Regions from separate parts of the Homo sapiens genome. Here region 1 is linked to region 2. The links are chromatin loops, found by intact Hi-C in ENCODE. Cell type or tissue: mammary epithelial cell. All regions are shown on one strand. Each heading gives the region's core, and the rest is flanking DNA. Links, peaks and the distances in the headings are about the cores only. Region 1 overlaps LINC01828 (long intergenic non-protein coding RNA 1828). Region 2 has its middle 50 kb from the start of ETAA1.

Region 1 (2,833 bases), core at 173-2,672, 57 kb after region 2:
AATAACTACAAATTCATAAACACTGCAATTTATTCTGTAACAAGCTATAAATCTTCTTTTTGTTGTTTTTACATTAGAAACAGAGCTAATGTTTATTGAGCTCTTGTCCTGTGTGAGATACTTTACTTGATTTGTTTTCATTTCATCTTTATAGCAACACTCTGGGAAGTAGATATTATTATTGTTATTTTAAAGATGAGGAAACTAAACATTAGAGAATAAAATTGGTTAAGGACATACATTTAATGAATTATGTAGCTAGTGTTCAAACCTAGGGTAGTTTGATAATGAAAACTCAAATTCTAATCCCTGTCTTTTAATCTATCCTTTAAATTTGTTAATTTAGAAATCACCAATCAGAATAATCTCTTGACATATATATAATATATTCTATATAAAATATTATATGTAATTATGTAATAGGTAATGTATAGGTATCATATATAGGTATACATATAAAATACATACATATAAATGCATTATACACACATATACATTTATATTTTATGTATACATCAAGAAAATTACCCAGCACATTGCAAATGCAACATAGAATTTACATGGTCACTTACATGTTTTCTGCATTTCTACAAAAGAATCTGCAATGAAAGCTGTTAAATAGGATGCAATTTGTAAGCCTTTCATTAAATAATGATTCTCAGCTGGATTTCTGAGAAGAGAATATTAATGCAACCATATGTAACTAGCATTGCAAGAAATTAGCGTTGCTGATTTAGTCTTGAATCAATCATTTTAAGCTATGCATTAGACTCTTTGCTGATACATTTCTGTCTCAGGCAACTTAGAAATTGTGGGCTGAATGCAGCTATGCTCCGAGTATAATTTGTATGAAATATCAAGTTTCTTGGGTTTGGGTAGAGAGTGATCAAATCCATATGCAGAAAGACAAAATGGCACTACTCAAGGTCCGATTGCTAATTATTTAATACTAATCTCTAACATGTACACTCTTGGGCATGCGGTTTGGTGATAAGTCAAGTTTCAGATGCCAACCAAAAGCTGGGTCTCTGGACATGGGGGCTGAAATGAGTCATAGTGTGGGTGTGGACGTGGTGTGTTAAAATCTTCAAAGCCCTTATTTGGTTGCCAAGTTTTGAAAATACTATGAGGCATTTTTTAATTTCCTTGGAAACTGTGTTAGCAAGCCAGTTCTACAGCATTTTCTCCAAGATTGAAGCATTGAAGTATGCTATTGCCCATGCTTATTTTATTAGTCACAAGAGGTGTTTTAATAACAAAGATTCAGTCATCACCCAATGACAGTCAGGATTTTAGCTAAGAGATCATAAAAGGAGAGGAAGCAGAATTCTAAATAGAACTAGATATGACATGTCTTCTGGAGAGAAACTATGATAAGAAATGTTGCCTGGACATACAGATTTGTGGCCACTTCGATGACTAAAATGTCCAGTTTTGCTTAACTCTATGAATCATATGACATGATTGCATTTGATTATTATTTCTCTGAATTTTCTTTTATTCTATAAGTGCCTTCCTCCTCCACATTTAACTTGACTACTCTGTTATTTTTATTCTGAGGAATGCATTTAGTTAATCACTACCTCATAGAATGGTTTAACTTGTTTCTCTATTTCCTGTATTTCTTGCACACTAGTTAGATCTAGAGACTTGATTAGATTATGATTCAAATTTATAGTCAATAAGACTCCATTAGAGGTGCTGTGTCCTTCCTATTGCATAATATCCAAAGCACGTAATATTGGGTTAATCAGTGTGTAGCTTCCCAGTATTAGTCACCTGTATTAGTCCATTCTCACATTGCTATGAAGGAATTCCCAAGACTGGGTAATTTATAAAGAAAAGAGGTTTAGTTGACTCACAGTTCCACATGGCTGGGAAGGCCTCAGGAAACTTATAATCATGGCAGAAAGCACTTCTTCATAGGGTGGCAGGAGAATGAGTGCCCAGAGAAGGGGGAAGCCCCTTATAAAACCATCAGATTTCATGAGAACTGACTCACTATCATGAGAGCAGGATGGGGGAAACTGCTCCCATGATTCAATTATCTCCACCTAATCCCTCCCATGCAGGGATATGGGAACTACAATTCAAGATGAGATTTGGGCAGGGATGAAGTGAAACCATATCACCACCCATCATAAAATCTCCCATCAACCTTTCACCTAATGATTTTGGCAGCAATGCATGAAGGCTGCCTTAATCTATTACTTCATTACGGGGCACTAACATCTTTTTCAATGAATGAAATCTATACCAGCTAAAGGTGGAAGGTGAGATGGGCTACAGCTCCTGAGAAATAGCCAAGGACACTGGATGGGGATGGTACAACAGAACAGAGCAAATAACTCAAACGGGCAAGCTTATAAGGCATCATAAACATTTTCTAATATATCTCATAAACCTATTTTCCAGTGTTAGGCAATAGAAAATCTCCAGCCTCCTGGGGAGGTGGCAAAGCCTCAATACAAAGTGACTAAGCTAAAATGAAATGTCAAGGACAGAATGGACCTACCTTTCTTTTCCTTGATGTAGCTTCTAGTGGTGACCAGGTGGTTTCAGTCCATTCAAGTCTCAAGTAAAACTCCAAGTAACGAGGTGACTGTTGCATCTTTTAAAAATGAGTATTGTACACATACTTCTTCCAAGGCAAATACTTAGTCAAAACTAAACAAATTGTAGAGGCCAAATTGTCTTGTTGTTTCTCAGTTTATTTATTTCATAATAACAGCCACCAATACAGGTGGTTTGAATGTTTTCAAAAATAAACAACTACTACCAAAAATAAAACAAAACAGGTTTAGGATCTGTTTCTTGTCCATACTTCTCTCTG
Region 2 (2,833 bases), core at 284-2,783:
TCATAAAGCCATGAGTTTCAGAGCTGCAAGAGACGATGGTGAGTTTTAATTCCCCCATTCATTTTTCCGAGCAAGAAAATTGAGATCCAGAAACTTGTCTAAGATCTCACAAAGTGGGGTGGGTCTCAGGGGATGGGGGGTGGTGGTTAAAGCTGAGATCAGAAGGCAGATTCTTGTATTTTCACTTCTGTGATCACTCTTCGATGCTTCAGCTAATATGTCCACTTTAGAGTTTAAATTCACTGAAATCTGGAGCATCTGTGACTGATTTTTTTTAAAATGAACATACTAAAAGTTATACAATGAATCAGTTTTATCCCTTAATAGAATCACTACAAAATTATACATTAATTCCAAAACTGATTTATGACCTGTGTAACCTTGGGAAATTTCTTCATCTTTCTACTCTTTCATTTTCTCATCTGTAAGATGAAGATATTGACCTTGCAAAATTATTATAAGGTTTATAGAAAATGTATGTAGCACTACACCTATTCAAGAAATAGTAGCTAGTGATTTAAAAATAAATCACAGCTAGCATTTATTGATATGTGTTTCTGTTTAGTACTTTATATGAACTATCTCATTTGCTCGTTTACATTATTTGTATGAATATTATCATTTAAAATTACAGTGCACTGTGTAACAACATTTTGGTCAGTAGCAGACTGCATGTAGGAAGATGGTCTCATAAGATTATAGTGGAGCTGAAAATTCCTATCACCTAAGTGACATTGTCGCCATCCTAATACCATAGGATAACACATTACTCACATTTGTTGTGATACTGATATAAACAAACCTACTGCACTGCCAGTAGTGTAAGTCTAGCACATACAATTATATACAGTATATAATGCTTGATAATGATAATAAAGTACTGTTACTGGCTTATGTGTTTACTATATTATATTTCTTATCATTATTTTAGAGTATACTCCTTCTATTTGTATATATGAAAAAAGTTAGCTGTAAAACAGCCATAGGCAGGTTTTTCAGGAGGTATTCCAGAAGGAGGCATTGTTATCATAGGAGATGACAGCTCCATGCATGTTACTGCCCCTGGAGACTTTCCAGTGAGACAAGATGTAGAGGTGGAAGACAGTGATATTGATGATCTTGACCCTGTGGAGGCCTAGGTTAATGTGTGTGCATGTGTGTGTGTGTCTTAGATTTTAATTACAAAGTTTAAAAAGTAAAAAAAAGAAAGAAAAATATCTTCAAGAGTAAGGATATACATAAAGAAAAAAATTTTGCAAAGCTGTACAATGTGTTTGTATTTTAAACTAAATATTTTTAGAAAAGAGTCAAAAGAGTTAAAAAGTTTAAAAGGTTTATAAAATAAAAATGTTTCCGTCATCTAAGGTTAGTTTGTTATTAAAGAAAGAACAAAATTTTTAAATAAACTTGTTGTAGCCTAAGTATCCAGTGTTTATAAAGTCTATTATAGTGTACAGTAATGTTCTAGGGCTTCACATTCACTCACCACTCACTGACTCACCCAGAGCAACTTCCTGTCTTGCAAGCTCCTTTCATGGTAATTGCCCTGCACAGGTGTACCATTTTAAATCTTCGATATGGTATTTTACTGTACCTTGTCTATGTTTAGATATGTTTAGATGCACAAATACTTACCATTGTGGTACCATGGCTTGCAGTATTCAGTACAGTAATGTGCTGCATAGGTTTGTGGCCTAGGAGCAATAGGCTATACCACATATCATAGGTGTATAGTAGGCTATACCATCGAGGTTTGTGTAAGTACATGCTATGATGTTCACACAATGGAATCGCCTAATGACACATTTCTCAGAAGGTATCCCTTTCATTAGGCAATACATGACTGTATATTAGCATTGCTCAAAGTATGTTCTAGCTATTCCTTTGGAATTCTTGCATCTGAGTAATTAGAAGAGCCAGATTTCTGAACATAAAGCTGCTACTTCCCTGCTACCAGTGCCTGACATTTTATAGGTGGAGCTGGGTCACCACAGGCAGTGCCTCTAGTCATGACACTTTGTGTTGTTCTATGTGGATGTGTATTAGATTCCTCTTGCTCCTGTAACAAATCACCATAAACGTAGTGTCTTAAAACAACACAATTTATTATCTTACAGCTTTGGAGGAAAGGAGTCCAACATGGGTCTCACTGGGCTAAAATCAAGAGGTTGGCAGGGCTGCATTCCCCCTGAGGCTGTAGGGGAGAATTTGTTCCATGCCTTTTGCAGCATCTAGAGGCTTCCTGCATTCCTTGGGTCATGGCTCCATTCTTCCATCTTTGAAGCCAACAACATTAGGCCAAATCTGTCTCACACTGCTATTTCATTTCCGCTTATAAGGACCCTTGAGATTCTACTGGGCTCACCCAGATCATTTAGGATAATCTTATTATAAGGTTGGCTGATTAGCAACATTAATTTGATCTGCAGCCTTAATTTTCCCTTGCCATGTAACAAAGCACATTTGTAGATTCTGGAAATTAGGTTATGGACATCTTTATGGTTTGGAGGGCATTATTCAGCTTCCTACAAAAAAAGAAATAGAAATCTCTAGTTAAGAGCTGAATAATCTCACTATACTATATCTATATCTCTGCAGGAAAGAATCTGATAGCATTGACATATTCTTCACCAGCTTTGTTTTGTCTTCAGTGTTGCCTTGCAATAGTGAGATTTTTTTTTTTTTTTTTGCCAGCAAAATGGTTTCTTTTATGTAGAATTTATATGCAGCAATTTCTTTAAGATGTGTTAGTATTGGCCAGGCGTGGTGGCTCACGTCTGTAATCCCTGCACTTTGGGAGGCCAAGGCAGGCGGATCATGAGGTCAGGAGTTT

The links. Hi-C counts contacts between places; a loop is a spot of excess contacts. Peaks named below come from ENCODE experiments on the same cell type or tissue, not always from the same donor. Only the 100,000 strongest peaks of a DNase experiment are listed, where the experiment ranks them.
Region 1: a loop joins it to region 2, with 8 times the contacts of the local background. A loop is called at or near these places in 2 of 110 quality-filtered maps.

What each region holds. Positions count from the first base shown.
Region 1 is chr2:67,289,107-67,291,939 of GRCh38, reverse strand. It overlaps LINC01828 (long intergenic non-protein coding RNA 1828), which reads right to left. Exons shown (of 5, transcript NR_110564.1): 5 at 2,696-2,833. Among named protein-coding and RNA genes, the nearest start is that of LINC01829, 75 kb to the right of the region's middle. In mammary epithelial cell, for the core only: no CTCF peak of the experiment used is centred there; DNase peaks (open chromatin) are centred at 1,189 and 1,829; H3K27ac peaks cover 2,500 bases.
Region 2 is chr2:67,345,880-67,348,712 of GRCh38, reverse strand. No RefSeq gene overlaps it. Among named protein-coding and RNA genes, the nearest start is that of ETAA1, 50 kb to the left of the region's middle. In mammary epithelial cell, for the core only: no CTCF peak of the experiment used is centred there; DNase peaks (open chromatin) are centred at 1,542 and 1,802; H3K27ac peaks cover 464 bases.